5 separate regions of the Mus musculus genome follow, and regions 2, 3, 4 and 5 are each linked to region 1. The links are chromatin loops, found by intact Hi-C in ENCODE. Cell type or tissue: heart. All regions are shown on one strand. Each heading gives the region's core, and the rest is flanking DNA. Links, peaks and the distances in the headings are about the cores only.

Region 1 (6,327 bases), core at 554-5,553:
CCAGACACAGTGCCCCCCACTGGACAAGCCCTCCTCCACCGGACACAGCCCCCCCAGCTCCCCCCACTGGATACAGCCCCCCCCCCACTGGACACAGCCCCCCACCCCTAGTGGGCTGATGGTGGGGAGAGCTGGAGGAAGCACCCTTAACTCTTTCTTTCTCAACGGGATAGTCAGCCACCAAAGGGTACTTGGAAGGCTGAGTCAGGAGAATTGCTGTCTGTTCAAGGCTATCTTGGACTACACAGTGAGATTTATTTAGGCCAGCCTGAGGTCTAATGTGGGACTTTGTCTTGAACATAAACAAACAAAGCTCCTGGGTGTTGTGGTCTAGGAGAGGAGAAATGGGGGAGTTCCAGAACCCAGAGGAGTATGGGTAATCAGCCTATATGATCAGAGGTCTAAGGCTTTTCTTTTCGGAAATCTGAAGCTTGCAGGAATGAGAGGAGGAAAAGGGGGCTGGGGACAGAACACAGGGGACAATGGTTTTCCAATGGGGAAAGTTATAACATCCTAGGGGACATTTGGAAGTGTCAGAAGGGCTGTCACAGCTGGGTGGGGGGTGGTGATATAAGGTATATAAGTATGGAATCTAGTAGGTAGAGGCCAGAGTTGCTGCTCTCTCTTTCTCCCCCATATCTGTATCTGTATCTGTATCTGTGTCTGCGTCTGCGTCTGCGTCTGTATATATGCATACACATATGCTCATATGGGTATATGATGTATATGTAAATGCAAATGTATAGTGTGTTAGAAACATCAAATCTCTTGTAAGTCACATGCTAGCCTTCCAGAAATGAAAAGCCACCTGACCCCAAGTGTCGCTATCTCAGAGCTTAAAAAAAGATTGCTCTAGAATACAGGATGGTCCAATGAGCAGAGCCTCACTGACAGTTGCCCACAGAGACAGGTCAGCATGCCTCCCAAAAGTGTGAAGGAGAGCCAGATTCAGAAGAAAAGAATGGAGGACTTCCTGTCACACCAAGATGACACGGACCTGTCCAGGGGACAAGCTCCTCTGGCTAGTGTTGAGTGTAGACTTCCTGCCTTCCCTTCCCAGAGGACAGGGAGAAAGGGCGTGCTAAGGGCATGTGGGTTGAGGTTTGCTGGGAAGCTTTGCCGGCTGCCTTTTGGGCTATTCCAGTTTGCTGCAGCTTATGCTTGCAAAGCCTCTCCTTTTCACTCTATGCCCAGCGAGGCTGAGCCAGGGTCCTGCCTTTTTTTCATAGCTCCTCCACTATCGTGTAGCCAGGTGACAGTGCCCCCGCTCCTGAATGGCTGGTTTGTGTCTCCATCCCTACTCCCCCAGCGCCCACCTCCTTTTCTTGAGCACCCAAATGTGTCCAGCCCTACCGGGACAGAAAGGACCAGGAGTGAGTCTGCAGCCCCTGTGTGTTACCTAGGCAGTGATCCTCCTGGGAGTCCTCCCATTTCTCACCAATTGCAACCAGACAATTAAAGGTCTTCCTAGCAACAGAGGGAGGAGCAGGGTCTCTCTGCTGTTGCCATGGTTGCTGGTAAGGATGCAGACTTGGGATGAAGCAATACGTGGAGGAAACCTCTCTGGGAGAAAAAGGCCACATGAGTGTTGGAGTCAAGATGGCACCTTGTGGACTTCCTTTCAGCCCTAGAACCTCCCATGCCTGAAATCAGCCATGCTCGTGCCTTCCTAGTGTTCCTTTAAATTCAGGTTCCGTCACTGATGAGCACAAATCTCTTGGTTAATACCGTGATACCCTTTGGGGTCTGTTTCTAGCCTTCATCCTCTCTTAAAATTTTTTTTACAACAGGAATTTGTCTAATTCCTGTCATTTGTAAACACAACAGATTTCATCAGGCCAAGGGCTCTCACCTCAGGATAAAAACAGCTTTTGTGGGAGATAAGGCCGAGATAAGGGCTTCTGGAGGGAGTGGCCAACCCTGCAGGTCAGAGATAGTTACCAATAGCAGGAGACAGATCCGGCTATGGAGGGGTGGGCTCTGCCTGTGGGGTTTACTCTGTTAGTGGCCTCTCTAGGCCAGTTTCCTCATCTGCCCCCCAGTGTGTGGGAGGTTCAAATGAGGTCAGCTAATTTGAATGACAGGGTCTGTGAATGCATGAGGTCATTTTTACATCCCCCTGGGATTGGGCTCAGAGGGAGAAGAGGCAGAGGAGGGAAGGGGAGAGAGGTTGGAGGTAACGCCTCACTAAATCTAAGGTGGGTGGAGAGCCAGCGATCTTTTTAAGAAGGCTGAAAATAGCTTGCTACAAAGCACTAGCCAGCGGCTTCCTTGTACAAGTTTTTTTTTTTTTTTTTTTTTTTAAACCGCAGGGTGCTAGGGTGAGGTGTTCTTATCTCCACTTCTTAGAGAAGAAGTTGGGGAAAGTGCTCAGACTTAGCTGGAGAGGGGGGTGCAACTGGAATTTCAACCGAAGCTTCCTCTTCATACTTTCTCACACATAGCCCAGGTTGGCTTTGAATTCCCTGTCTGTTGCTCCTTCACCTCTAAGTGCCGAGACTACCGCAATGCTTTTATATTTATTTTAGGAACGAGAAAAAGTGAGGTCACGACTAGGGATGCGAAGGACGTTTGGGAATGTACCCGGCTGGTGCTTGAGAAGCGGCAAGGAGAATCGGTCGGTCTGTTTCCTGGCTGCTATGCAACCGGGCTTCTCCCTATCCAGAGTCTTGTAGCTCACCCCTGAGTTGGAAAGCCTCTCTCGGCAAACAGAGAGCCTAGCAAGATTTAGCGGGAAAGTCTGCCATCTGGTGGCCAAAGGGAGGAGCTCACGGCTTGGGAAAGCGCGGCGTTGGAGAATAGATGTAGACAGCATTTGAAGTGGCGAGGGCTGCGGGAACAGAACAAGGCTGCCTAGCTGTCTCAGCATTCAATGTGGGGCCTGGGTGTGCGCAGGACGGAGCAGAACAGTCCTTATTAATAGTCCCCCACCTCGTCCGCCTCCTGAATAGTGAGTGTCCTTTCCTCTAGGGGCTGGAGAAGGTGAAGGACCCAGAGCAAGGTCTTAGCAGATTTCCTGCTTTTTAGTTCAACTCTTTGGACACTGTCACCAACTCCTAGCTCAGCTCCTAGCCCGAGTCTCACGCCTGTTCCTTCCGCCCGCGGAGTGAGGAGGAATTTATCTGCGTCCCGCCCCTCCGGTTTTTAATTCTGTCCCTCATGCTGCTGGCAAGTGAAGATGCCCAGGGGCTCTACACCTGGCTTCTAATTTAGAGAAATCCTGACTAAATGGGCCTAGGGGCTTCTGTCAAAGGCTCCCAGATGATTCCTGCATCTCGTTCCCTGGTGCTGAGGTGAAACCCAGGGCCTTTGTGCTTGCCGGGCAAACTTCTATTCCTGCGCTACATCTCCCTCATGTGATGTCACAGCTAGCCCCTCTGTAGCCTTCCTACCTTCAGGCGATCTACTTGTACTCTCTCCATTTGTGAGGACTCTGACTCATTTTAGCATCATCTCATTTCCTGGCCTTGTCGGCTGGTGTCTAGATTAGATGTCCATGGAGACAACAGGGTCTTCTCAGGGCTTCTTGCTCTAGTCTGTCAACTTTCCCACCAGCTCTGACCCCACTGTATCCCACGACTGTCTTGGGAGTTCGTCTCACCCCTGACGGAGCGCTTTCTGGGCAAGTTTTATTCATCTTTGCATCGTCCACTTCTGACAGTGCCGGGGACGAGCCGTGCCTGGTGACTCGGGATGTCGATAAATGGATAAATGCTCGAGCTGATTCCGCCTAGTCGGACAGGCAGACTTCAAGTTGCTGAGACCCTCGACCTTCTAAATGTCACTCTTTCTGACAATCCCTTAAGGCCGTGAACACGGGTCAGATGCTGAAAGCACTTGCTGCAGCTGCCTGGACCTGGGAGGGTGGGAGGGGAGGGGCTCTTGACAAGGTGACACACAATGTGCGGGGGGTGTGTGTGTGTGTGTGTGTGTGGGGGGGGGTGAAGTCCCAATCCCCTAATCCTGCCTAGCTGCTGCATGAGAGCTCCCCTCCCCACTCTTCAAAAAAACCAAACCAAACCAAACCAAACCAAACAAAAACAAAAAAACCCAAACCTGTGCTTGGAACAAATATGATAAAAAAAAAACCCAAACAACAAGTAATATTAAGTGTTTACCGCGTTTCATTTAACCCTCAGGTGGCTCACCCCTGAAGCAGTAACACTACTAAGTGAAATGGGCTTTTTTTGATGGGGTGTTAATTTGTATTGAGTTGTCTCTTTAAGCAGCTAATACTTTTTATCTAATTGGTACCTGTAACTTTTTCTGGTTTCTACAGTTTAAAATATTAATTTGGTGTTTTGCCTGCCTATATGCGTGTGGACCATATGTGTTCAGTATCCGAAGAGGCCAGAAGAGGGCATTGTATCCCTTGGGATTAGAAATATTGCTCTGTGGATACTAGGAATTGAACCAGGGTTCCCTGGAAGAGTAGCCGAGTTCTGTAACCACTGGACCATCTCTCTCCAGTCCTCCCTCCCTCACACTAATTTTTTTTTTTTAAAGACAGTCTCACCACGTCTCCCTGGATGGCCTGGAACTTGGTTATAGACCAGGTTGACCTTGAACTCAAAGAGATTTGCCTGTCTCTGCTTCCAGAATGCCAGGTCTAAAGGTGATCACTACCACTTGGCCACTTTCCACACTTTTTGTCCCCTTTTGGAATTCTGAGGATGGAACCCAGGGTCTAGCATAGGTTAGTTAGGCAGGTGCTGTACACCACTGAGCCACATCTCCAGCCTCATTTCTACATTTAGTGGGCAGTTATCAGAACTGGTCCCCAGGCATGCTGATGTCACAGTGTCTATCCTTAGAGAACCATTGGGCTCCAGGACCCTCCATCAATCATTGTCCTAGCTTGAGGAGAGGTAAGGGACTTTTCAGCCAGCCAGGCTTGCTTCTGTCCTCCTAGGATGTACCTCTGTGGTTTACAATGTGGGGCTGGATCCTCAGGGATATATCAGAAAACTAAGGGATATTTCAAAGATGGTGGACCCTAAAGAGAATATGTTCTCTAGCCTGTGAAAATCTTCTGAGGCTACAGGGGCAGAGAAGTCTTGGACTGAGTCCCCATGGTCTGGGGCAACTCCCTGTACCACTTTGCAGGTGCATCTACCTGGTGAGACATCTTCCTCTTTTGTTTCGCAGCTCCAGGTTCCACAGCCCACAGCTACCTCTACCCACTCCTTCTGAGGATGATAACCCCACCCAGTACATCAGAGAGATGCTTCTGGGGCCACGTTCCTTTCTGGGCAACTCCTGAGGCCTGGTTTAAGTGAGGCTAACCACGCCTCCCTTTCTGCTCATAGAGGCCACTTGGAAACTGACTGGATGACCAGGAAGACAGAGCATTGGAGATCTCAGGAGGGCCTCTGGGCAAAGCACCAATTAGCCAGATATCTAGAAGAAGTTATGGACACGGGGTCTTTGAGTCTGATACCTCCACCTTCCAGATGAGTGCTGTTCATTAAGCGGTTCCCACCTGCATGGTGAATGACATGGGAGAGTCGTCTGAAACTCCCGATGCTCAGCTTACCTCCGGATCCTCCTCTGGGGTGCTGATACCTCTCTATCTTAGATTCAAGGCTCCCTCAGCCTCCTCTTCATCTCACTTATGAGACTGTTTCAGCTGCCTCACTACCTGTTCTGCATACCACAGTACAACACTTATGACACTGAAATGAATGACTCCCCTTTGCTACCATTTAAAAGAATCCAGGCCAAATAAATGGGACAGACAGACAGACAGATAGATAAGCAGATAGAAAGACAGGTAGAGAAGGCAGATAGACAGACAGACAGATAAACAGATAGGCAGATAGATAGATAGGCAGACAGACAGACAGGCAGACAGACAGATAGATAAACAGATGGACCGACAGACAAATAGACAGGCAGACTGGCAGATAGACAGATAGATTAAGCAGACAGGCAGTCAGGCAGATAGACCGATAGCCAGGCAGACAGACAGCTAGATAAGCAGACAGACAGACAGACAGGCAGGCAGGCAGGCAGGCAGACAGGCAGATAGATAAGCAGATAGACTGACAGACAGACAGGCAGGCAGGCAGGCAGGCAGACTAGCAGATAGACAGATAGATAAATAGGATCCAGGCATTACCTTGTGCATCTTCTGAACCCAACCAGCTCTCCTATGTTCCCGCCTCACTACCTCTCTCTGCCACAGTTCCTCTGCGTTCTCTGGTCTCTGTCTTGGGAATGGGTTCCCTTCTGTTCACCTGGCTAACTCCTGCTGAACCTTCAGACCCTGCCGTGGCTGCTTCATAAATCTTCATCCTTGGCACCAGAACGCCCCTGCCGTTTTCA
Region 2 (6,170 bases), core at 1-5,000, 170 kb before region 1:
AACTGTGTAAAATAAAGCTTGTACTCTGGTTGAGAATTTCCATGCCAGAAAACTACAAATAGCGACAAGGAAACAAACAAAAAGAGCTGAGTTAAGTGGGTTTTGGTGGTCTGCTTTTTTTGGTTTGTTGTGAGAGTCTCGTGTTGCTGAAGCTGGTCTAGAAATCCTGCTTCTCCTGCCTTCACTTCCCAAAGGGCTGGGCTATATAGGATCAGCTCCCATGCCTGATCAGTTTTAAATTTTTATTTATCAACTTCTTATTCATGCTTTTCACAATCTAAAGATTTCCAATAGAAAATGTCAGTTACATATAATCCTAAGTCTTAAAAATCTCTAATAACCTTGTAACTTTTTAAAACTTGTATCTTTTAAAATAAACCTATACACAAACACACAGAAGCCACTGTACTTGACTTCATTCAAATTAACATTTGAATATAATCAATGTAACACTTTTTCTTTCCTGCCTTCCTTCCCTGATCCTCTTGCCTCCCACAGAAAGTGATGGAATCAAGGCGCGCACCACCACGCGCAGCCACATGCAGTTTTATCTGGAGCTGGACTGCACCCACGGCCTCACACAGGCCGGCTCCTGAGCTATAGCCCAGGCTGGCCCTGCACACACAGCCATCTTCCTGCTTTGCCTTTCGGGGCTAGGACTACAGAGGTGAGCCAGCCTGACAAGTTCTTGGCAACTTTTCTTTACTTGATTTATACGTGTGTGTCTTCCTTTCTCCCATGATTCCTAGGCCTGTGGGAGCAAGGAGTTACTACTACTCTTAGCTAGTCCTGGGAGACCAAGACGGAGGACTGCACAAGTCTGAGAGCTACAGGCCACAGAGCACAAACCACGCCAGCCAGGGCTGGACTGTGAGACCTGGACTCAAATAAAGCCAAAAGCAGACACATTTTGGTACAATCACCTTTACTGTTTTGAGGTTTTGTAAAACCTCACATTATAAAAATTTGTAAAAATAACAGCTTTTGAGAAAACTAAGATTAGAAGCAGATTCCCGAAAATCTACGGATTCTTTAAAAGTGGCATTATCGTGACAGCAATCATGTATGAGTGCTATCGGTGTGAAAAAGCTTTCTGTGAGTACTTTAATAAATGTACTAAGTGGCTAGGCTCTGGAGGCAGAGGTAGAGGCAGAGGATCTATGTGAGTTTGAGAACTGGTCTACTTATGACAGCTCCAGAAAGGTCAGGGCTAAATAGAAACTGTGCCTCAAAAACAATACTAAATACGTTTCTAAATCTTAAAAACACATAAAAAAGACAGAAAAGCAATAAGAAAAAACTGAGGCAGCCGTGCTTATGAGAACATGGGTAAAACACCTCCTGCCAGAACCATCCGGTACGTGCTTTCAAGGTGGAGTATGTGGCCCAAGAACTAGGGCAAGGCGGCAGAGTGAAGTTATGGCACACAGCACTTTAGTCCTTTGATGCTCCCTCCCTCCCCCCCTCTCCCTCTCTCTGGTTTTCCGAGACAGGGTTTCTCTGTGTAGCCCTGGTTGTCCCGAGACTCACTCTGTAGACCAGGCTGGTCTGGAACTAAAAGATCAGCCTGCCCTTGTCTCTTGCACACAGAGAAGTTTGTTTTCACCACAGCTGTGGATTTATTTCCCTTACTTCCTTCAGCAGCGCACAAGCACTTGACAAAGCTATCTGAGCACAGCTGCCTCCACACAGATAATAAAGTGCTTCAAAGGACTGGTCAGACGCCTGAGATGAGGACTTGGAGCGGTGCCTGTGCAATCCAGAAGGAAGTACACACACTGGAGAACAATGAATGAGGCAACATGCTAGGCTGTGTCATCAGCAAACCTGAAAGGCAGGCCAAAGAAGCTGAAGGTAGGCTTTCTTTAAAACAAACAAACAAACAAACTACATTGATAAGCATTGCTGGACTGTAAGGCTATTCAAATGGTGGCATGGTAGTACACACCTGTAAACCCAGCCTGAGAGACACAGAAGAAGAAAATGCACTTCAAGATGGAGGCAGCCCAGCCCAGAAGCCAGCCTGGTCTGTATAGAGAGGCTGTTGGATGGGGAGGAGGAGAGGCAGAGAAAGTTTCGCAACATTAAATGAAAAGAACCCCAAAAGATGCTATAAAGCATAACACAAAACTGCAAAATAAACAACTTCATTGCAGAGGAGTTAGGAATCAGTGAGTGCATTTTAAAACATCCCTGTTAGTTGCTCCTGAGAAACTGTTTCTTTTACAGTAGTTAAAATGGTTTTAAAAACAAAAGACATTCCTTTGACAGCATGGACATAAGCCTTTGAAGAAATCTCAACTTCCAAACCATTAAACCATCGTAATGAACCACTTAAAAGGGGTATCATAATAAACTACTTAAAAGGGCCCTGGGAAGCCAGTGCCGCCCCACTTTCTCCAGCCTAATGAGTCCTAACTTGCCTTATGCAGGAAAACTGATTTCTAAACAAACTCCTCTTCTCAATTCTTATAGCACGTACTTCTAGAATCTTCAGTAACAACAACAACAGCAACAACAAATTATTTGAAAACATCCGGAGCACTTACCCTTCGAAGAATATTCAGCCTATACTTCAATTTTAAATTTTCTTCTCGTAACTGTTCCAAACTTGGAGAAGCTTCCAAGCAGCCACAGTTCTTCAGCCGGTCGATCTCAGCAGTCAGAGCCTTAATCTCCCTTTCCTGTAAGGGAAAGGCAACTTTTCCAGGTCAAACAAATGCTTCCCGGATAATGGCAAACCTTACCACAGACTTCCTCATTTCGCTCTCCACAACATGTGGGGTAGAAAAATGAGAATGGACTTTGCAATGATTTTACTGACGTCAGCAATCATCCTTTATGAGATGGAACTGAGTTCACATGTGTGTGCTGGGGATGAGGGACTGCGGGGCAGAGAATATAACTCAGCCAAGTGTGCATGGCAGTACACATCTCCAGTCCTAGCAGTTGAGAGGCTGTGAGTTGAAAGTCCAGGGCCAGAGTCAAACACGGAAGTCTCTTCTTTAGCTAGGTGCATCCTGATTTAGTCAGAGTACAAGTTTCTGGCTTTACTACCTGTGTTGCTAAATCTAATGACTTGGGACTAAAAAAAACCAAACCAAATCAAAAACGACAAAACAAACCAACAAACATCAGTAGGAGTTGGGGACTTGCACCCCTCAGTGCTGCTTGCCACACATAGGCCTTGGCTCTGGGTTAGATCCCGAGACAAAAAGGAGTCAATCCATCTTTTGTCATATTCGAAATCACTCAAGTGTCCGTCTTTGCCTTTTCTGGGTCTACGTAAACTTCATATATATATGGTTTTTTTTTTCCCCATCTCTCCAAGATCTGCTACTATTCACTGGACTCAGCAGTAAAGAGCTTGTCCATTTATTTTGCACCTCGGGGATGATTTGCATAAAAGCAGTTATTGTCCAGGGAAGACTTAGACAAACTGAGTTCCTAACGCTAGTGTCTAGGCCCGAAAAAGAAAAGGGGCTGGTCTTACTTTCGTTTTTCAAAATTGTGACACTGTTCCAGACCAACACTGGCGGCTTCTTGGGAAGTTTCCGGCTGGGTCTCAGGGCACACCTGTCCTGCTCTAACCTGGCCTGGGCGACCAGCAGAGTGAGCCTCGCTCGCTGTCCACCCTCTCTTCTCTGAGTGACAGTCGCACGACCCGGCCAAGAGGAAAGGGCCAGCGGAGCAGCAAGGCTTCGCAAGCCCCGAGGTCCCGGACTGGGGTCGCCGCGGCCGCCTGTGGAAGCCACTGCGGACTCTGCCCCGCCGCCGCCCGCTCCAGAGCCCTCCGCCCCGCCCAGGGACAAACCTGCTGCAGCAACCGCGCGGAGCACTGAGCCACCAGACCGTCCATCCTCTCGTCAGCGACTCACATGCCAAGCGGCCGGAAGCGGAAGTGTCTAGTTTGGGCCGGAAACGGAAATTCCTACCCGGGTAAGTCACTGTTTTTGGTTTTTCAGGGCGCGCCCTCTGCTGCCCCCTAACGGGATCCAGGAGACACTGCGAGAGAGGCGGGGAGCAGGCCAAAGCAACCTACCCTCTGCTTGGAGGCATGGCGCGGGCATGGGCACAGAACCCATCCCTCTTTTGTTTTGATTTTTTGTGTTTTTTGTTTTTGTTTTTTTCGAGACAGGGTTTCTAGCCCTGGCTGTCCTGGAACTCCCTCTGTAGACCAGGCTGACCTCGAACTCAGAAATCCACCTACCTCTGCCTCCCAAGTGCTGGGATTAAAGGCATGCGCCACCACTGCCTGCAACTCATCCCTCTGTTAAACAGGCATTTTTGTTGTTGTTCACATTAAGGTGCTAGATACTCTCTCCAGGATGTGAAGATGTTTAGAATGTATGATAAAAAAAGGTCCTTAAACTAATGGAGACTGCCTGAAAGGGGAAAGAGAAAACAATGGCTTTCCTTTTCATTGTATGTGTAGTGCGCGCGTGCACGCGCACATGTGCATGTGTAGACTTTTTGTATTCCACTCTGACCTTTGACTCTCCATCCTCCTGCCTCAGCCTCCTTACCAGGCAAACAATGTTTTAATTACCAAGAAAGGAAGGTGGTACAATGACTTGAGCCAGGCAGCCTCTTGGAGCATCTCTCAGGCTCTTCTGTTCGTTTGAAAGATGTAGCCCAGGGTAGTCTTGCATTTAGCTGAGCTTCTGATCTTTTGTCTTGAACTTCTGATCTTTTTCTTTCCACCTTCCAAGGGTCGTGGTAACGTGGTTTTACCACCAAGATGGATTTAGTTCACGTTAAAATTTACTTATCTTCATCCTAAACAATAATATCTATGAATCCATGGGCTGAGTGTGTGGGCTAAAGATGCTACATATTAAATAAATATAGGACTTGAGAGGTGGCTCAGTGGTTGAGAGCACTGGCTGTTTTTTTTTCCCCCAGAGGTCCTAGTTTGATCCCAGTATTCACATGGCAGCTCACACTCACCTATGAACATGTAGTTCCCTGGGATTTGATGCTCTCTCCTGGTGTGCAAGCATACATGCAGACAAAACACCCATATACATAAAATAGATAAACTTTCAAAAACAATCAACATATTATTATAGATAATAAAGAATGCAGCCATATCTACCTGTGTTTTCTTTTTGCTAGGTAGAGCGGGCTGGCCTAAAACTCAAGCATTTCCTGTGTTCTGGGATTACATCTGCTGCCTCTCCGGGCCTATAGTTTTCTATATTGTCACCAGTGGTACCTATACCCACTTTGAGAAAATGCTGCATTAAGGCACTTGGCTATCACCACAGCACATAAAAAAATGTTAAAAACACACACACACACACACACACAACACTGTGATTGCTGTGAATTCATTCCAGCCTGAGTTAGTGAGTTTTAGGACTGTAGAGTAAGGACCTGTCTCCAGGTAAGCAAGCAAACAAGCAAAAAAAAAAAAAAAAAAAAAAAAAAAAAAGGAAGAAGGAAGGAAAAAAAAGAGGTCACAAGCCACTGAGAAACGCCTATGTTCCCATTGCTACACAGCCGGATTGGAAGGACTTCGACTTTCCTTCAGTCAGTCAGTAATTGTCATGTGTTAGGGAATACTGTGTCAGGAGCTGAAATGGTGAACAGGTGTGTCTGGTGCGTGAGATATGAAACCTAGGGAATCAGATACATATGGTTGGCCAGAAGTACATAACGTCAAGCCTGCTATTTCCAATTAGCTTCATTTACCCACTATCCTATAGTTGGCAGAAATTGATGGCTATCCTTACCATATTCCCATTAATACATTCAGTTAGCAACGTGCTCTGGGGATAGCTGTACTCATGGTATGGGTCAAAGATATGGAAATGAGTTATTCCAGAAGCATCTAGAATATAACAAGTAGAATATAGACTTCACTACTGTGGCTTAACATTGCGACTTAACTTATAACAGTAGAGAGTGACTCTCAGCACCGTGGATCTACAGCAGCGGATGCTGGATCTCAGTAATTCGGTCTACAATAGCAAACACTGGATAAACAATGCAGGGCTTTAGTTTCCAAAGTCTTGTCTTTAATTCTTTTCTTCCAGTGCTGGGATTAAGCCCAGGGCTTTGTGTTTGCTAAGCCACACTACTATTCTATTGAGCCACATCCCCAACCCCAAAACTTGGTCTCTTTCCTTTTGTTTCTTTCCTCTTCCTCCTCCTCTTTCTCCCCT
Region 3 (6,327 bases), core at 652-5,651, 80 kb before region 1:
CACAGTCCCTAGGAGAGGTTATGTCCTTCCTCTTTTACTTCTTTTTTTCATTCACTACACATAGGACAGTTAAGTGTTTCCAAGTCATGAGTACAAATTCAGGCTCTCAAGGTACCGGGAAGCAAGAATGTGGACAGAAGAACAGGACTCAAACTGCATCAAGAATCCAGGAATTCATCAACTCCACACACTGCTCAGGTTTCCATCAAGAAGGTGAGGCTCTCTGGTCATTAACTGTAGCATCAGTGACATGAAGGGTATGAGGAAGATACCGATTCCTGTCAGCCGTAACTACAGACATTTTACCAACAGGAAGGAACATGCAGCCATAGGGCTCGTCGTTAGAAAGAGCAGCTAAAAGAGAAAGAAAGGCTTTGGGTTTTTGTATTTGGGCTCCCCCTTGGATGCTCAGTGTGCTTCTATGAGAAACAGGAAAGTTGCTATGGGAAGGAACTCTACAACTTACAGAAATCTGGACAGAAAGTTCTCTCTGGAACAAATGCCAAGAGGGAGATGAATAATTCAGTGTGCAGAGAGGTGTCATTCAGAGAATCAGTATGAAGAGAAGTGTTTTAGCCTCTCCCTCTCCCCCTCCCCTCCCCTCCTCCTCCTCCTCCTCTTCTTTTTCTTCTCCCCCCACCTCTCTCTGACTCTCTCTTTGTCTGTCTCTCTCTGTCACTGTCTGCCTGTCTGTCCCTTCCTACCTCCCTCTCTCCTAGTGAGTGGCAAAGCTGTCAGATGTTGCCAGGACCTGAAATTTCTAGCCTCAGCCCCTTACCTGGCCAGGTCAGGTAGGTTCTGCCTCTAGCCCCCAATGTCCCGGGCTGCCTAAAACCCCAATCATAAAAGTCAAACGACCCAGTTGCTGGAAGAGCAAGAGGGAAGCAGGGCAAGGTGCCAGACCAGAGCGGGTTCTGCCCCTTTTTAATTACAAATCTCTGAATGAGCACAAACATTCCTGAAGGTTTCACAACTGGCCTTCCTGGAAAAACAGCCTGAATGTGTGGCCAGGGAGTCAGGGAAGGTTCTGCCAGGTGCACTCTACAAGGGGCACACAGGAACACCTGTCAAGGAACAGGGCAAGTAGCTTGAGAGCTAGAGGGACACCAACCGGTCCCTCACTTTTCTTCCACAGAGAGCTGCTGCTTTCCTAGAGAAGGCGGCTCTGGCCGCAGCCGAGCTCCGTGTTTTTGGTGCGTCTTTTCTAGGGAGACATGAAGGGGGAGGAGCAGGCAACTTTTTGCCAAGTGTAACACTGGGTGGTGATTCTCTGGGGACTAAATTTGAATGGGTAAGTCACTATCCACATTCCCTGAGCCACCCAAGCTTCCCTCTTTGTGGCTGTCCAGGAGAACCCTGCCCTCTGCACCCAAATCCTGGCCCTCTCCTTCCAAGTACTTGGTGGGAAGGATCCCAGCTAAAGCCCTGACCCCTACCCCAATCTAAGAACAATGTATACTCCTAGGCAGCTCTCCTCCCCACCCAGGCACAGTGGGCAGGCTGCTGCTTCCTGCCCCAGGCTGTTTCACAGGCATGGTCTCCATAGCTTAGATGGTTCATCTCCTGATAACGCTCTTCCCCCTCTGGCCAGTTTCTAAGCAGCCCTGCCCTCAAGGTTGAAAGCCTTCCTCCTCCTTTCCCTTAATTTGATTCTGCGCTGACACCTTTACTTGTTCCTCTAACAGACACAAAGACGATCAAAATAACCATCTCACACACAAACCTGTTAAGAGGGAGAAGTGTGGCTTGGAAGACCTGGCTCTGGGAGCTTCAATGAAACAGTCCCAGAAGAGGAAACAGACTGAGCACTGTCCTTCTAGAGTAGGGTAGAAGGCACGCTTCAGTCAGAAGCTAATGTTTCGGAGGTGCCTGGCATTCAAGGTGCTGGGGTGGAGAACAAAGGTCAGCGGGGTGGTCACAGAAGTCTCTGAGGTGACCTTCTCCAGTGCTCAGGAGGTAGGAAGTAGCTAGCCAGCAGAGGTGCCAAGCATCCGAGGGAAAGGCAGGCAATAGGAGTAGCAGATGCTGAGGCTGTGGGTCAGGATAGTGCTGGTACATTTGAGTCCCGAAAGGCTTGGTGTGTGAGATGGTTATTTATTTATTTATTTATTTATTTTACCATCCTTCTGTCTGTTAGACACAAGACCAAAAGAAAGGTGAGGCCGGGTGCAGGTGCTGGGGCTGGGTGCGGGGTCTCCCAGCTGCTGGTGGGGACTTTAGGTCACACACCTTTGTTCTCTGCCCATGTGCTAAGCACCCACTCCATCCTCCAGTCTCCTGTTTCCACTCTCAGTGCTAGGCATAATGAATAAGGCACTGTGTGTGCCTTGTGAGAGGAGGTTTACACTTCAAACACGGAATGAGCCCTATGACATTCCACAACAGGAGATGTGGCCAGGGTTCTCCCCGAGGCAGTGAGCCATGCACTAGTAATTAAAGGATGTAGGGATACATGACAGGTAAGCCAGACAGATGTGAGAAGACAAGGGGTTGGGAGAACGAACGGACAGTAACGGGTGTGGGCAGGGAGGGCAGAGGACCAAGTTAAGGAAGGAAAATACGAAGGCTGGCAGCTTCACGGTCTAGGAGGATGCAAGGTCATCTACCGAGGGTCAGAAAGTCAATGCCAGGGCTGAACTCCAGGTCCCACCTTGCTAAAGATGCCTTTGTCTTAGGTAACCTTGTTAAAAGGTATTTCCTTCATGCAACACTCGAGTTCCCATCTTACAGTGTGGCGTGGCCATGCAGTAAGATGACCCATTGAAAGTGTTGAGCGCAGACCTTGTAGGGAACTGAGCCCTAGATTGTGTGCATTGGTGATGTGATTCCCCGGGGAGACACCTGTGCACTGTGGGAATTATGTCACCCTGCAGCATTCCTTCCCCCAGGTGTTCAGCAGCAGTAGTTACAACTCACTGACTCTGGCAACACCTGTCTGCACAGGCACCAACATTCACCTCCTCGTGTATAAGGAGACGACACACACAGTGATGACCTCCTTAAAAAGGGCTCTGCCTAGCACACGAATGCTATTAGCCATTAGCCGTGGTGCAGTGGGCTATATTCCCATATTTCCATAATATGGCATGGGAACAATAGCAAACTAATGACTCAGGCTTAAATAGCTGTAAGAAGCCTTGTACTGCACCCCGTCCCCTTCCTGAGAAGCAGGGACTGGGGAAAGCACCCTCCTGTGGGCTGGTGAAATGGTGCTGTGGGCACAAGCACTTGCACAGTTCTGATAACCCGAGGTCAATTCCCGGATCCCACAAGGTGGCAGAAGAGAACCAACTCCTGAGAATTACGCTCTGACCTCCACCCACTGTGGAAGCCACTTGTGCCCCGAACCCCCGATAGAAATTAAAGCAGGCGGGCTGAGAGATCGCAGGTGTTTGGGATTTGGCTCTCTGTATTTGCTTTCTGAAGGGAATGACCTTTGCTCTGGGAAGGCCTATGCCCGTTTCTCCAAAATACCCCCTCTCCCTTTCTCCTGCTCGCTTCTCTCAGAGCACCTGTGTCTGCTTTCTTGCTCTCAGACCCTGGAGTCTCCCAAGGTCCCGGCTCTGGTTTGGCTCGTTTACTCAGAAGCTTCTCCATTTAGCCACTCCCACTCCTGGAATTCTTTCATGAGGCCAGGAAGAGAAAAAAAAAAAGAGCTTCAGGGAAGATTCTAGACTGTTCCTTCCACCAGCTCTGCCTCTGGACCCTGCAAACCAGTAGCTCACCTCTTGCCAAATCTCTTCTCTCTGGCCAGGCTAGTACCATGAATGGCATGACTCTTCCCTCCCTTCATCTCCATATCAACGTTTATCCGTGTCGTGCTCCTTCCTTGATGGCCTGCAAACTGTCAGGTGAATCTGTGTGGTGTATGTGAATGTCTGTGGGTCACCTGCTGGGACTTCAGACTACAGTTGTGGCAACTGGGAGTGACAACCTGCACTGCCATCCTGCCAGCCCAATTCCACCTGCAGGCGAAACTGTTCTCTGTGGTACTGTGGTACTGTGGTACTGGGTCTTCAATGGAATATTCATGTGACAGGTACCTTTGCAGTGCTCAGTCCCCTGCTGCTCTGTAAGGCACTGCTCACCCTATCATCTCAAGAGACGCTGTAGAATGCCAGCCAAGAGCACAGAGCTCTGAGCCCACACTCCCTGGGTTTGAATCTGTGTTGTCACTGTCTAGCTCTCTGACTGTGGGCAAGATACTTAAAAGCCCATCTACAGAATAAAAAAAGAAAATAGATTTATTGAGCCCTCACTGTGCACCAGCCGCTGTTAAAGCACTTCATAGGTATTTCCTCATTTCCATAACGACCCTTGTAGGTAAGTATCCTTCAGACCCACACAGGGGTCTTTGTGGGCCAAACAAGAAAGTGAATACAACAGTATTTGAGTGCACAGTGAGTGGCCAGTAAAGTGAATTATTTGATATTTATTTACCCCACTAATGTCAAGTTGGGCCACGGAAGTAGCCATATTAAATAAAGTTAGAACTAAGAAGGCCTTGGCAAATGAATGGCCCAGCCTTCACTGTAAATGGAGACACAGAACAAAGAGATTTGCCCAGAGCTACCCAAGGATCCAGAGGCAGACTGAGGTTAAAATCCAGGAAGCAGCCTCTGGATGGTACTACAGTCATGACACCAAGAGTCAGCCGGGGTTCAGCTTTGGCACAGTCTCCCGGCACATCAACTCACAGACAGAAAGAGGGCTTGTTGGCTAGGGACCGGAAGTAAACTGTGACACTCTAATTTTAACCAAACCTCTTTGGACAACCATCTCCTGAAGGCCCAATGCCACAGTAGACTGGAGTTCCTGACATCCCTACCCTGTTGGCCCTCATATAACCCGAGCTCAGCTGAATCCTTACAAAACCGCCCAGGCTTGTCTTTCTTAGCTGTGTAATCTCTATCCATTCCTTTCCCCATCTTGGAGCCTCAGTTTCCCCAAAGATATAGGCCAATTTAGAAAATTTGCTTCTCAAAGTCAATTCGTGTCTGCCTATGACTCATCAGAGCATCTGGTGTCACAGCCCCTGGCATGGCCTGCCATCACTCTTTAAATGTAGGAGTCGAGGACACTCAGCTCTTTGCTTTGATGTTTCTGATGCCATGATCTGTTTTCCATGGAATCAGTCATCCAGATGTCCTCTGAGCAGGAAAAGCAGAGACTGTAGTCCTCCATCATTCCCTGACACGTAGCCATTCCGTAACCTTCTCTGACTGCTAACGCTCTCACTAGCCTCACCACCTGAGAAACAGACCCTCTAAGAAGAAAACTGGTTTCTGGTGCTCTCTGAGATCCTGCCTGCCGAGGACCTCTCCCACGCTGGCGTGGTTCAGATGGAGTCCCAGAACTGGAATGACAACATCTGAGTTTGAATCCTCTGTTTTTAGGCAAGCACCTGCTTTTTTCTGGGCAACGAGGAAGCTGAAATGTCCCATCTCTAAGGCCCTCTTTGTGGCGTCGCCTCTGTAACTCTAGTAACTGCCTCTCCCAAAGGAAGCGGGCATTGTGAGACTGAACAGTAATATCCTATAATTAAACCACTTTCAAGCCTGCTGTGGTAGTGCATTCCTGTAGTTCCAGTATTTAGAAAGTTGAGGCAGGAAGATTGACAACAAACTCTACATCAACATGTGTTGCACAGTACGACCCTACTTGGGGGCAAAGAGAGCAAGGGCTGGAGAGATGACTGAGGCAGTGGGGAAGTGCTTGCTAGGTGAGCACGAGCACCTGAGTGTCTATCCCTGGCACGCGTACGGAGCTGCACAGGCCTGTAACATCAGTGCAGGGTGAGTGGGACAACAGGAGGAACTGTTGCTGAGGCTTGGTGGCTTTCAGCCTCGCTTCAGGTAGAGTGAGAGATGCTATCTCAAGAGAAAAAGACAGCGAGCAACGGAGAACACCTAATATCTATCACCCGTGCGTCAGGTGCTCACATCAGGTGCTCACATCATCTGCACATTCATGGGCACACAGATGTCCACCCCCACCCCCGGACAGCAAAACCCAGCAACCCCAGTCTGTCATGCATTCGACTTGTACATAAAACTAACCATGTCCCTTATCTTCACACTAATTGTGTGAGGCAGACACCCACACCCTACACATTAAGCAAGAGGAGAATGGGATTTAACCTCAAAAACACAAGATGAATCTCAGATAATTCACACAGGACCAGGCCTTGCCTGTGGCCAGTCCACAGCTCTACATTTCATTGTCTCTGAGATGCCCATTTAAAATTATTTATTTATTTTTATGTTGTGCATATTGGTGTTTTGCCTGCATGTGTTTCTGCATAAGAGTTACAGACAGTTGTGAGTG
Region 4 (6,327 bases), core at 931-5,930, 1.2 Mb before region 1:
CTAGTTCTTACTGTGTGTGTGTGTGTGTGTTTTACATCCCTACCACAGTTTCCCCTCCCTCCTCTACTCCCAGCCCCCTTCCCAAACCTCCCCTCTCCCTCCTCTCCACTCCTCCTCTATTTCTCTTCATAAAAGCGCAGGCCTTCCACGGACATCAGCCAGCCGTGCCATATCAAGTTACAGTACTACCAGGCACCTCCTCTCCTATTAAGGCTAGACAACCCTGGATGCAGAGAGGGTATCAAGCGCAGGCATCAGAGTCAGAGACAGCCCCTCCACTTGCTGTTAGAAGTCCCACATGAAGACCAAGCTCTACAACTGTAACGTGTGCAGAGGGCCTAGGTCAGTCCTTTGCAGGCTCCCTGGTTGGCAGTTCAGTCTCTGTGAGCCACTATTGGCTCAGGTTTGTTAATTTTGTGGGGTGTGTGTGTGTGTGTGTGTGTGTGTGTGTGGTGTCCTAGACCTCTCTGGCTCCTACAACCTCCCCCAACACCTGCATCTTCTGCAGGATTCTCCACACTCCACCCTATGTTTGGCTGTGGGTCTCTGCATCTGTTTCCATCAGCTCCTGGGTGAAGCCTCTCTGATAACAGTTGGGCTACACATCGATCTATGAGTAGAGCAGAATATCATTAGGAATCATTTCACTGACTTTTTTTTTCATTTGCCAGTTATGTTTGATTCTATCCTAAGTCTTTGGGCTCTCTAGCTTCTGGCTCCTAGCTCTCCACGCAGTGTCGGGGTGGGCTCCCTCTCATGGCATGGGTCTCAAGCTCGACCAGTCATTGGTTGGCCACTGCCACAATTTATCCCACCTTTACCCCAGCACATCTTACAGGCAGGATGAATGGAAGTGGTGGAAGGTTTTGTGGTTGGGCTGGTGTCCCAGTCTCTCTAGTGGAAGTCTTGCCTGGTTACAGTAGATAGCTGGTTTAGGCTCCATAGCTCCCAGTGCTAGGGTTCTTAGCTTGAGGCACCCTTGTTGATTTCTGCAAGTTTCCATTGCTCTGGGTTTCTAACTCATCCCAGAGATGCAACCCCCCATTCCAGTTGAGCTCTCCCAGTTCTCTCTATCTCCTCTCTCCTCTCTCCTCTCTCCTCTCTCCTCTCTCCTCTCTCCCCTTCTCCCACTTGGACCCTCCTGTTTCCACTGCCCTCCCTCAATCCAGGCCCCTTCCCCATCTACCCTCTATGTCTACTCTAGCTCCCCTTCACAGTTATATTTAGGCATCCTTCCTTGGGCCTTCCTTGTTACCTAGCTTCTCTCAGTCTTTGGATTGTAGTATGATTATCCCTTACTTTATGACTGATATCCACTTATAAATGAGAACATACCATGTTTGTCTTTCTGGGTTTGGGTTACCTCACTGTTTTAGTTAAAGTTTCATTGCTGTGAAGAGACACCATTACCAAGGCAAGTCATATAAAGGAAAATATTTAATTGGCTTACAGTTTTAGAAGTTTAGTCCATTATTGTCATGGCAGGAAGCATGGTGGCACGCAGGCAGACATGGTGCTGAAGGATCTGAAAGTTCTACATGTGGTCCACAGGCAGCAGAAGGAGACTGTGAGACTGGACATAGCTTGAGCTTATATAACCTCAAAACCTGCCTCCACAATGACACACTTTTTTCAACAAAGCCACACCTACTCCAATAAGGCTGGTGTACGGCAGCTTGGTAGCAGAGGGTCGGGTCAGCTCTTCTGCTCTCTTGCCTCTAGGGCCAGCTCTCCCATGATGCCCAGGTGAAGGGTGGGGCCAGTTCTGCACAGCCCTCAGACATCAACATGAGAGTCTGTCCAGGCCTGCCTGGTGCCAGACTGGTGGTGGTCTCAGGCTAGTTCCCTGTCCCTGATGCTGGACTGGTGGTGGTCTCAGGCTTCCCCCTTCCCCCTTTTTTTCAAAGAAAGTTCGGCTCTAATAAGATGTGCCTAGGTCAGAACATTGAGGATAGACATCGCCTCTCTCCTCTCTGCCACCCTCTGATGCACATGTGACAAAGCAGCCACACCTGTAATGCCTCTAGGGGCAGGTCCCTTTGGACTTATGACATGTCCTTTGCCTTACAGAAGCTTTCTATTTTCATGAGGTCCCATTTATTAATTGTAGCTCTTCGTCCCTGCATGAGTTGGTGTTCTCTTCAGGAAGTTGTCTTCTGAATTCCATGCCGATGTTCAGTGTATCAGGCTTTGTGTTGAGGCCTGTGATCTACATGGACCTGAGTTTTGTGCAGGGTGATGGCTATGGATCTATTTGCATTTTTGTCACTGTAGTCTTGACTTTATTCTTTCTTTTTAATTTCTGAGTTTTAAAAATGTATTTACTTTTATGTTAGATATTTTCTTTATTAACGTTTCAAATGGTATCCCCTTTCCTGGTTTCCCCTCTGAATACCCCCCTATCCCATCCCTCCTCCCCCTGCTCACCAACCCACCCACTCCTGCTTCCCTGTTCTGGCATTCCCCTACACTGAGGCATCGAACCTTCACAGAACCAAGGGCCTCTCCTCCCACTGATGACCGACAAGACCATCCTCTGCTACATATGCTGCTGGAGCCATGGGTCCCTCCATGTGTACTCTTCGGTTGGTGGTTTAGTCCCTGGGAGCTCTGGGGGTATTGATTGGTTCATATTGTTGTTCCTCCCATGGAGCTGTAAACCCCTTCAGCTCCTTCAGTCCTTTCTCTAGCTCCTCCATTGGAAGCCTGTGCTCAGTCCAATGGATGGTTGAGAGCATCCATCTCTGTATTTGTCAGGTACTGTCAGAGCCTCTCAGGGGACAGCTATATCAGGCTCCTGTCAGCAAGCACTTGTTGGCATCCACAATAGTGTCTGGGTCTGGTGACTGAATATGGGATGGATCCTCAGGTGGGGCAGTCTCTGGATGGCCATGCCTTCAGTCTCTGCTCCACACTTTGTCTCTGTATCTCCTCCCACGGAATATTTGCATTCTTCCAGCTAGACCAGCACCATTTGTTGAAGATGCTTTTCCCCCATTGAATAATTTTGGCTTTTTTGTCAAAATTCAAGTGTCCATAGGTGTGTGGGTTTACTTCTGGGTCTTTGTGATTCCATCAATCAACCTGTATGTTCTTATGGAGTTTTTGTTACTATAGCTCTGTAGTACAGCTTGAAATTACAGATGGTGATATCTCTGGAAGTTTTTTTTTTTTTTTTTAATTGAGCAGGATTGTTTTAGCAGTCCTGAGTTTTTTGTTTTTCTTATATGAAATTAAGCATTGTTCTTTCAATGTCTATATAATGTATTTTATTTATAGGAAAAACTATTAGAAAAAATAGGCATTAGACATAGAAATTGAAGCCAATTCTACCAGGCAAGCACCTAGTACTATTTTGTAATTCCGTTCATAGCAACCTCCTGCCTTTTAGCACTAGGTGGCAGTGTTGGCAAATATTTTATAAGAAGAAAGCATCTTTCTGTCTTAGAAACTAGATTCTGCCATTGGAAGTATCTCTAGCAAGTAACACTTGCTGGTGTCCCTTAGATTAGATAAGTGCCCGTGCATACACGTGTACACACACACACACACACACACACACACACACACACACACACACACACACACGCGCACACGCACACACACACACACACACGCACACACACCAGTAACATCCAATGTTAGGCATCTGACCATGATTCTACCCTAACTGGAATTGTTTTTCTCTCCTTCTATTTAATTCATTTGCCTCATCCTTTGTTGCTGAAGAGGCCAGATGACCAATGGCTAAGAATATATATAGAAAGAGATGCTATAATATAGATGTTATAACATAGGATGAAATGAAAAATAATAAAGAAAGAGATGGTCTGGATTTAGCACGGACCTGAAGTGTGTGCTGCATTACAGGTGCGAGCCTTTCTAAGTATCTAAACCCCTGGTGATAATCAAAGCATCCAATCTAACAGGCAGCTGTGAACTTAAACGGGCAAGCATTTTTGGCATAATGTCAATAAGCAGTTGTTCTTATTAAGACTATCTTTCAGTTTAACTATCATTCCCTCTCGGACCCTTTCCTGGGTTCTTAGCCTAGGGCTTACCTCCTACGTGCGATTCATAGCACCCTATCCTTGCCCTTCAGAACATGAGTTGTTTGTGGTAATTTGCGTCTGCCTTCAGCACTAAGCTGTAAGTCTTTTGAACCCAGAGAAGAGCTTTATCTATTTTGCTCACTACAGTTCTTCTTCCCGAGTAATGTCATAGTGACTGGGACATGCAAGGACTTAAAGTTAAATGTGAAGAAATAACTTTACAAATACACCTCACTAATATTATGCAGATTAAATCTCTAACCTCTTGAATCTTTGACAAAGCAAAGCTTCTTACAAAAGATATATATGCTGAACATTTATTAATTAAGTAGCCTTTGGTCTATACTCCAGGGAAGTATGTGGTAGTATTTGATAGCCCAGAAGTTCAATTGCTTCCTTCACTGAAGCAATAAAGGTTTCCTTTACTTAAACCAATATTTCTTATTAAAAAATGTATATTGTGATATTATTTCTGCAATCCCAGTAATCCTTCCTTCCTTCTTTTCCTTCCACCTTTCCTTCCTTTACTCTCCTTTCCTCGTTTCTTGGTATATTGAGGATGAAACCCAGCGTCCCTCACATTCTATCTGTGCTGGACATCCAGCTCTATCAAGCATTTTCAATATACTAGAGAATGTAGTATGCAAACTAGCTCTGTTGGAGAGGCCCAGAAGTCAATGAATCCTTGGCTAAGAAATATGCTCACTATGTAAATACCAATTCTGAGTATTGCATTCTCTTCAAGGGAAGAGCTGTACTCGAAGAACTTAAAGTTTTCTAATATTTTATCAAGGTCACGGACAGACTTATTGACATTTTTTCAAACCAATCCGGTGTATGTCCTATTCATTTTCTCAACCAGAAAACATTTGAGTATATCATTTCAGAGCCCTTAAGGTCCCTGAGCAAGCAAGAAGGCACAAGAACAGCTACGGGAAATACTAGAGAAAGGTCGGTTTACTTCTGAACAATGATGTTTTGGGTTTCCAACTCTTTCTCCCACTCTGAAAATGGGGAGGCGTTGTTTTGTGGGTATGGTGTACACTGTACAGACCATCTAGACTCCCACCCTCCCTGCCTTGTTGATAAAACTTTAAACCGTTCTGTTAGTAGACGTGTCCTTTCCTTTGCTCCAGTCATTCTTTACTAGTTGTACTTAACCCCACTACCTGGCAGGATGCTGAGACCATTGCTTCATTGCAGATGAATCCCATCAACCACCCACGATAAACTGTGGGCTGCTGGCTGTATTATGTGACCGCTTTTGATAAATCGGTCAGTCTTGTGAAATAGTTCCCTGAAACGAAGTTCTGGAACTCATCGGCTATCTTCTCTGACAGTCGTATCTTCTCCCAGCGCTCAGATTTCCCAAGCAGCTGGGGGAAGGGCCCACATCCTCCCACAGTGCATGCTCTTGGCAAATTCAGACGTGTGAGCTTTTGGCACTAAAGTTATGCTCCTTTTGCTCTGTGTTAGCTCAGGGCTAAGAAATCTCTTGGGGGCGAGTAAGCTTTTAAATGTTAGAGGACAAACTGTTCCAGGATCCGTGTGCATTTAGCAATTTGCGAGAACGGCCACTGTCCCTTATCACTGCATTTACGTTTGCAATGCTCGAGTGGTGCTTTGTCTTCTAGGAGTGGGGCTGGAGGCTGACATTGTCCTCTTTTCCTGTCCGTCTGGTGCTGAGATCTCCCTCTTGGTTCCGTCTCCACCCGGGAATGCAGCATGGCGTCTGGTTAAGTCAGTGTGTAGTTTTCAAGTTTTCTTTACTCCATGGTCATGAACTGTTTAGCAATGTAAACACCTTCCGAGAACTGTGTCAGTTGTGCCACTGCACGAACACCAGAGAATGCAGTTATGCAACTTGCATCCCCCAGCTCAATCCTGCGATGCGCTTTCATGATGTAAACAGGGAAGGTCAATGGTTTTAAAAAAATGCCTATGGTATCAGCACTCGGGGAACCAAAGCAGGAGATTTACAAGGTCTAAGCCTACCTGAGTTATTTAATGAGAGCCTATCTCAGGAAGAGGGAGGGCAGGGGAAGCCGGTGATGCGTAGTGCTGTGGGCAGTCTAAAGCGTGTCTGCGCTTCAGTAACTTCCAAACACTTTCATTTTCAGTGCTGGTGACTGAAACAAGAGCTTTGTATGTGCTAGGTTGGTGAATCCACCAAGCCACACCCATTCTTGAACAGTAGTTGTTAGGTTTTAAAATATTTATGTATTTATGTATGTATGTATGTATGTATGTATGTATGTATTTATGAGTTTTTTAA
Region 5 (6,327 bases), core at 638-5,637, 160 kb before region 1:
TGGAACACAGGTTGGCCTTGAACTCACACTATAGTGGATGGAGGATGAATCTAAATCCCTTTGTGTTGGAAGGCCCACACCAAATGACATCTGTGACCCTCCTCTGACACGTGTAGGTCCAGCAAGGCAAGCACCCAGCTGTGATTCTATTAGGCAGGCTAGCAAGCCGAGGCAGGAAATTAGGTGAGCATCCATTGCACGCCACTCCCCTCTTTATCACCAGCCAGGCCCCTGCAATTACCAGGTACCGAAAAGGCTGAGAGGAAAGGATAAGGCAGGTGGTTCATTCATTAAACAAGAGGATCTCACAAACTGGGCTGAGCTGTGTGGGGACTGGTCCCAGAGCACCACAGTACTCACAGCATTATGGGAGCCTGGCAGAGGATGAACATCTGTTCCCATGTAGGCTACAGCTCTGCTAGCAACAGGGGCATTCAGTGCCCAGGAGCAGGGAACACGAGGCCAGCAAAGACGATAAAGGCCAGGCAGCTGGTGGGGTAGCGGAAGGCATGAGACTGGGATTATCCACTCACCTGAAAGACTGCACTTCTGGGGGCTCCTTACAGCTCTGGCCTCGAAGCCTGTGCACATCCTTGGCAGCAGCTCTCATCATCTTGTCGGCTTGCAACTCACTCTTGTGCTCCCCACGATCCACCTGGGAGGTAAGGCAAGCAAGAGTGTGAGGTGGGAGAGAGTCCTCTGGCCTGCAGGAGGCGCTGTTAGCAATGCAGAGTCTGTACCATAGAGTCGGCATTGTGTAGAAGGCATTGTGTAGGGTTATATTCACATCATCCACCGATGACCACTGAGGATTGAGGCAGGGAATAGAAGCCCTTCCTGTGCCTGAAGGAACTGTGACAGGACACGCCTAGTGAAGTGTGTTTCTTACCTGCTCCTCAGGCACTTGGGAGGGGAGATTTTACAGTAGCTTTGATTTTACAGACCAAGAAAATGACTCAATTTTGTTTGTTTCACTTTTGATTTTTGTTTTTAAATTTTTATTTAAAAAAGAAATGCGTTCAGTTTTATGTATATGAGTACTCTATCTGCATGTATACCTGTGTGCCAGAAGAGTGCATCAGATCCCATTACAGATGGTTGTGAGCCGCCATGTGGTTGCTGGGAATTGAACCCAAGAACCTCTAGAAGAACAGCCAGTGCCCTTGAAAAGGTCAGCTCAGGAACTTTGGGAAGGTAATGAAACACTTGCCCTTGCTGAAGGGCGAGACTAATTAACATTTCTCAGACAACAGGGTGGAACCGACCTGCAGGTGGGGACACATTCTGCAGGACTGACCATTGCCCACCTTCAGACAAGGGAAGTCCTTGTCACCTCATTCCCTAAAGACCAATCAGTTTAAAGGGTGCCCTGTTCCGCCAATCATATTGTGCCTAGATGCTGATGCCCTGGAAACCATATAAAAACTCCCCAAATGGGTGCTGGGCGTCGCCACCTCTTCTCTGGGTCTCGATGACCCCAGTGCAGTGGAACAATAAATTCCTCTTGGTTTTTTTTTTTTTTTTTTGCATCCATCCCGGCTCCATGTGGTTCACTCAGGGGGTCCCCAGTAAGCTAAGGCTCCCTGGAGTCTTACACCCTTAACCACTGAGCCATCTCTCCAGCCCCTTTCTTTTGTTTGATAGATTATTTTTTTTGGTTGTTGTTTTTATTTTTTGTTTGTTTGCATTTGAGACAGGACAGGGTTTCAGTCTAGCTTAGTCATCTAGACTAGAATTCGGTATATGGTTTACGTATTGAATTACGAATTGTAATTCTCCTGCTTCGCCCTTACGTGCATGGCCCACCTAGATAAGGTGCTTGCTGTATCTGATGAAGGACTCACGGTGAGTGGGGTTGAATTGTAAGCACTCACATAAAAAAATATCAACAGAAACACTTGTAGAGCGAAGCCCTCAGGGCCCCCCTCCACAGTGGGATCACAGGATGCTGAGAGGCAGCCAGCCAGTGGTACTCACCTTCTTCTCCAGCATCCTCAGTAGCAAGCGGAAGCGCTCGTCTTCACGCAGCCACTGTGGCAGCTCCTTCTCCCCGTGGTTCTTGGCTTGCTCCAAATGCTCCTTCAGCTCCTTCAGCACTGAGATCTCCTGAGTCAGCTGGCTGTGCCAGGTCCTCGTGGCCTGCAGGTCGAGTTCTAGGTCCAGCGAGGTGCGGATCAGACGCTCTGTGCGCAGGGACTTGACGGAGGAAGGCTGCGGGGGTGGAGATGATGTTCATGCCTGCCAGAGGGCTCAGCCCAGAAACCCACAGATCCCAGTCCTCTAAACCCCAACCCCCGCCTTCCTTTATGTGCAGACACCCTTTTCTTACTGCGAGAATATACTCTCTAAGTCACACAGGATGTGCACCACGTACCAGGGACTCCGTTGTCATGCGGCTCCAGTTCCCCTTTCACAACAGCCCTCCAGGGGCCTGCGTGTTAGTGTCTACACAGCCGGGGCTCTAGGTTAGAGTGTGTGGAGTGTGGTGGGAGAGCTGAGATTCCCGAGCAGTGCTGACTGCATTTGCATTCTGTGAATGGTGTGGGGTGCTAACCTGCCCTCGGATTGTCTCAATGCATATTACACTGGGCAACGTCTGGACTGTGTGCCTCCAGTAGCCAGACTCTGCTCAAGAATTCGGTTATCTGGGACACACTGCAGCAAGTTTTTGTTGCTGATTTTTTTTTTATTTAAACTTTTTTTTTTTAAGAGATGTTCTGTTTTTTTTTAAACTTTATTTATTTATTTATTTATTTATTTATTTATTATATGTAAGTACACTTTAGCTGTCTTCAGACACTCCAGAAGACACACTGCAGCAAGTTTTTGTTGCTGATTTTTTTTTATTTAAACTTTTTTTTTTAAGAGATGTTCTGTTTTTTTTAAACTCTATTTATTTATTTATTTATTTATTTATTTATTTATTTATTATATGTAAGTACACTTTAGCTGTCTTCAGACACTCCAGAAGAGGGCGCCAGATCTCTTTATAGATGGTTGTAAGCCACCATGTGGTTGCTGGGATTTGAACTCTGGACCTTCGGAAGAGCAGTCGGGTGCTCTTACCCACTGAGCCATCTCACCAGCCCGCTGATTTTTTTTAATTAAATTTTTTTTTTTTCTTTTGGGGGTAGGCTACAAGGATGGAGGGCTGATATGGAAGAACTAGAAAATGAGTGGGACTGGGGTGCATGATGTGAAATTTACAAAGAATCAATAAAAATCAATAAAATCAATAAAAATCAATAAAAAGAGTAGGGCAGTGGTGGCGCAGGCCTTTAACCCTGGCACTTGGGATGCACAGGCAGGGGAATCTCTATAAATTTGAGGCCAGCCTCATCTATAGAGAAAGTTACAAGACAGCCAGGGCTACACAGAAAAACCTGTCTCAAAAAGAAGCAGGAGGAGGAGGAGAAGGAGGAAGATGAGGAGGAGGAGGAGGAGGAGGAGGAAGAGGAGGAGGAGGAGGAGAAGGAGGAGGTTTAGCTATGTGGCAGGAACAGTGTTGTGAGAAGGGGCAAGAGACCTGCTGGAATTATTTCAGGGTTTGGACCAATCCATTCCCGAAGGCAGTCTCACAGCCTGTGGACTTGCTAAGTTGTATTATTGCTTTAGTTTGTTTTGTTTTACGGTGTGAGCCTTTGCACACACTAGGCAATCACCCTCTCAGTGACCTCTAGGGGCTATGGCTGCATCTCACAAAGGCCTGAATGCGAAAATAGCCGTAGGTCAGAGCGGCGAGAGGTGAGTGCATCGTATTGGGTGTCTCCCCCATCTCTCGCATCTTATCGCCTTGAGACGGGGTCTCTCACTGCACCAGGACTTGACCTTTCGGTTGCCTGTCTAATGAGACCTGTGTCTCCACCTCACCCCTAACGCTGGGGTTACAGACAAACACAGCCATGTCTGGCTTTTTATGTGGGGTTTCAAACTTGAGTCCTCATGCTTATAAAAGGAGTGCCCTCACCCACTGAGTCATTTCCCCAGCTCGACAGCAGAAATGTAGGGACAAAAAAATGTGGAGGTTCTAGAGTATTTTTCCAGAGTGAACATCTGTCTGTCTGTCTAGTCTATCATTGTGTGTGTGTGTGTGTGTGTATGTACACCCAAGAGTGACCATATGTGCATGCATGGTGCATGTGTAGAGGTAAGAGGACAACTGTGTGAAGTTGGTTCTTGACTTAGACTTTTCCCTGGGTCCCCAGGAACTCAGGTCGTCAAGGTCACACAAGCACCTTTATCTGCAGAGCCAGCCCACCCACCCCGTCCTACCCACTCCCCTTTTCCCTGACACTCCAGCCTATCCATAAGCCTTCCCGAAGTGAAGAGCAGCAGGCACAGAAGGCAGGCACAAAAGGAGCTTTAAGGCGGCTCTTACCCGCTTCATCCTGACGCTGCGCCGCTCCAGGGAGTTTCGCACAAAAGGTGGCTTCTTGGACAGCGTAGAACTATCACTGTCACTGCGGTTTAGCTGCAAGAGAGAAAGCAGAGGAAGTCAGGCATGGGAAGAGTGTGTTCTGGACACGGCTCCCCCCACCCCCACAAAAAAAAAAGGGTCCAGTGGGAACAGGAAGAGATCACCTCCCCAGATTCCACCCAGGCTCTGAGCTTCCTATTCCAGGCTTTGCTCTGGACTTCCCATCCCTTTACGGTGACCACTGGCTAAACATGCACTAGGCGTGGTGCGTGCCGTTGTCTCCACATGACCCTAAATTAGATGAATCACCTTGGGGTGATGAGTCACCTTGGGGTATCCTCACAACACTGTGCAAGGACAGTCACCATGTTACGTGCAGGGCATAGAGGCTCACGAGTCACAGAACCCACCCAAAGCCACGAAAGAGCTGCTCAGTGGGGCCTGACGAGGTACCACCACTGTAGGATATACTGTCCCTTTGTCCTGCCATGCAAAGAGCTGCTTACACACACTTGTCCCTGTCCTCTTTGGAGACAGATATCTGGGCCAGAGATAAAGCATGAGTCGAGGATATGCCGGGTCTTCAGTACTGCAAGCGAGTACTGCAAACGGAGAGATGCGCTGGAGGGGGCAGGGCGAGGGTGCTCCAAGGCCAAGGAGACACACCCATATAGAGAAAGAATATACAGACTCTGCAAAAGTTGGGCTCAGCCATCTTCCCCACTCAAATCCCTGCATCGGCCATTTGTCATGTTTCCCCAGAGGTCCCCATTCTCAGCTACGACAGCCTTTCTCCTGCAGGGGAGGACAGGCAGCTGTCCGTTTACTGCTGAGGGTCTCTAACGAGAAGCTATTAGTGTCATTATTTTCGTGGCTATTCATCATGATTAAAGATAACGACACTAACAGTCCCTGTGCCAGGTGGAGTCTGAAGCAGACCAGACACAGGACCAACGGTGAGCACATGGGTGGAGGCCCTAACTCCACTCTCAGTACCTTAGTTATAGCTTCAGTTCACACAAACGTCCCTGAGAGACAAAGGTGGCTTTACAGTTTACAAGCAGAGATCACCAAATGGAGACTGCATGGCCCAGTGTGCTACGACGTCAGACCCGAGCTGTGCACAGCACTGTGGAATTCATGTAGCGATGCCTACTGGTTGCACGGGGGACCTGAAGACAGCCTCATACTTAATTGTTTCAACTAGAGGTGGCTATTTATTTATTTATTTATTTATTTATTTATTTTATGTGTATGAGTACACTGTAGCTGTCTTCACACACACCAGAGAGGGTTACCCATTACAGATGGTTGTGAGCCACCATGTGGGTGCTAGAAATTAAACTTAGGACCTGGGGAAGAGCAGTCAGTGCTCTGAATTGCTGAGCCATCTCTCCAGCCCCAGAACAGTGGATCCTTAAGACCCAGTTGTTTATATATTAAAGATCAAGACAGCAGGGAAGGCTACATTCGTTCTTGAACTTCACTTTATGTTCACTTTAGTTTTTAGAGACGAGGTCTCATGGAGCCCAGGTTGGCCCTGGGCTGTCTATGGAGCAGAAGCTGGCCTTGACTCTCCTGGCTCCACCTCTGAAATGCTGGAATCACACAACTATACTATTGTGCGAGTTTTTAACGTCACTACTTATTTCCAGACATCCTATAGGTTTAACCTTAAGCATGATAGAGAATAACAGTAATTTCACGTCACAGGGAGCATCCAACTTGGTGGTTGCAGGGCAGTAGCTCCTGCTTGTCGGAAGGGTGAGGCAGGAGGATTACAAAGTCAGGGTTGGCCTGAGTCCTAGAGTAAGTGCCAGGTTGGTGTGGGCTACAGAATGACAGCCCGTCTCACCAACACCAGGCCCTGGGTTTAATTCCTCTGTGTTATAAAATAATAATCATTAATA

Evidence for each region. Hi-C counts contacts between places; a loop is a spot of excess contacts. Peaks named below come from ENCODE experiments on the same cell type or tissue, not always from the same donor. Only the 100,000 strongest peaks of a DNase experiment are listed, where the experiment ranks them.
Region 2: a loop joins it to region 1, with 8 times the contacts of the local background. A loop is called at or near these places in 19 of 42 quality-filtered maps.
Region 3: a loop joins it to region 1, with 11 times the contacts of the local background. A loop is called at or near these places in 11 of 42 quality-filtered maps.
Region 4: a loop joins it to region 1, with 20 times the contacts of the local background. A loop is called at or near these places in 13 of 42 quality-filtered maps.
Region 5: a loop joins it to region 1, with 5 times the contacts of the local background. A loop is called at or near these places in 27 of 42 quality-filtered maps.

What each region holds. Positions count from the first base shown.
Region 1 is chr11:35,998,749-36,005,075 of GRCm38, forward strand. The region is part of intron 1 of Gm42072 (a long non-coding RNA gene); the gene reads left to right. Among named protein-coding and RNA genes, the nearest start is that of Gm42072, 4.0 kb to the left of the region's middle. In heart, for the core only: a CTCF peak has its summit at 2,750 (motif pointing left); a DNase peak (open chromatin) is centred at 2,683; H3K4me3 peaks cover 1,111 bases; H3K27ac peaks cover 336 bases; H3K27me3 peaks cover 1,222 bases.
Region 2 is chr11:35,830,623-35,836,792 of GRCm38, forward strand. It overlaps Rars (arginyl-tRNA synthetase), which reads right to left and starts at 3,906. Exons shown (of 15, transcript NM_025936.3): 1 at 3,815-3,906; 2 at 2,550-2,684. The coding sequence starts at 3,859. In heart, for the core only: a CTCF peak has its summit at 3,990 (motif pointing left); a DNase peak (open chromatin) is centred at 3,919; H3K4me3 peaks cover 1,667 bases; H3K27ac peaks cover 989 bases.
Region 3 is chr11:35,919,069-35,925,395 of GRCm38, forward strand. All of the region lies in intron 1 of Wwc1 (WW, C2 and coiled-coil domain containing 1), which reads right to left. Among named protein-coding and RNA genes, the nearest start is that of Wwc1, 58 kb to the right of the region's middle. In heart, for the core only: a CTCF peak has its summit at 3,278 (motif pointing right); no DNase peak of the experiment used is centred there; H3K27me3 peaks cover 321 bases.
Region 4 is chr11:34,840,321-34,846,647 of GRCm38, forward strand. It overlaps Gm22022 (a small nucleolar RNA gene), which reads right to left and starts at 2,034; the gene lies at 1,908-2,034. In heart, for the core only: a CTCF peak has its summit at 3,386 (motif pointing right); a DNase peak (open chromatin) is centred at 5,441; H3K4me3 peaks cover 799 bases; H3K27ac peaks cover 563 bases; H3K27me3 peaks cover 232 bases.
Region 5 is chr11:35,839,777-35,846,103 of GRCm38, forward strand. Wwc1 (WW, C2 and coiled-coil domain containing 1) reads right to left here. Exons shown (of 23, transcript NM_170779.2): 20 at 4,379-4,471; 21 at 1,978-2,211; 22 at 534-655. Among named protein-coding and RNA genes, the nearest start is that of Rars, 8.4 kb to the left of the region's middle. In heart, for the core only: CTCF peaks have their summits at 677 (motif pointing right) and 2,969 (motif pointing right); no DNase peak of the experiment used is centred there.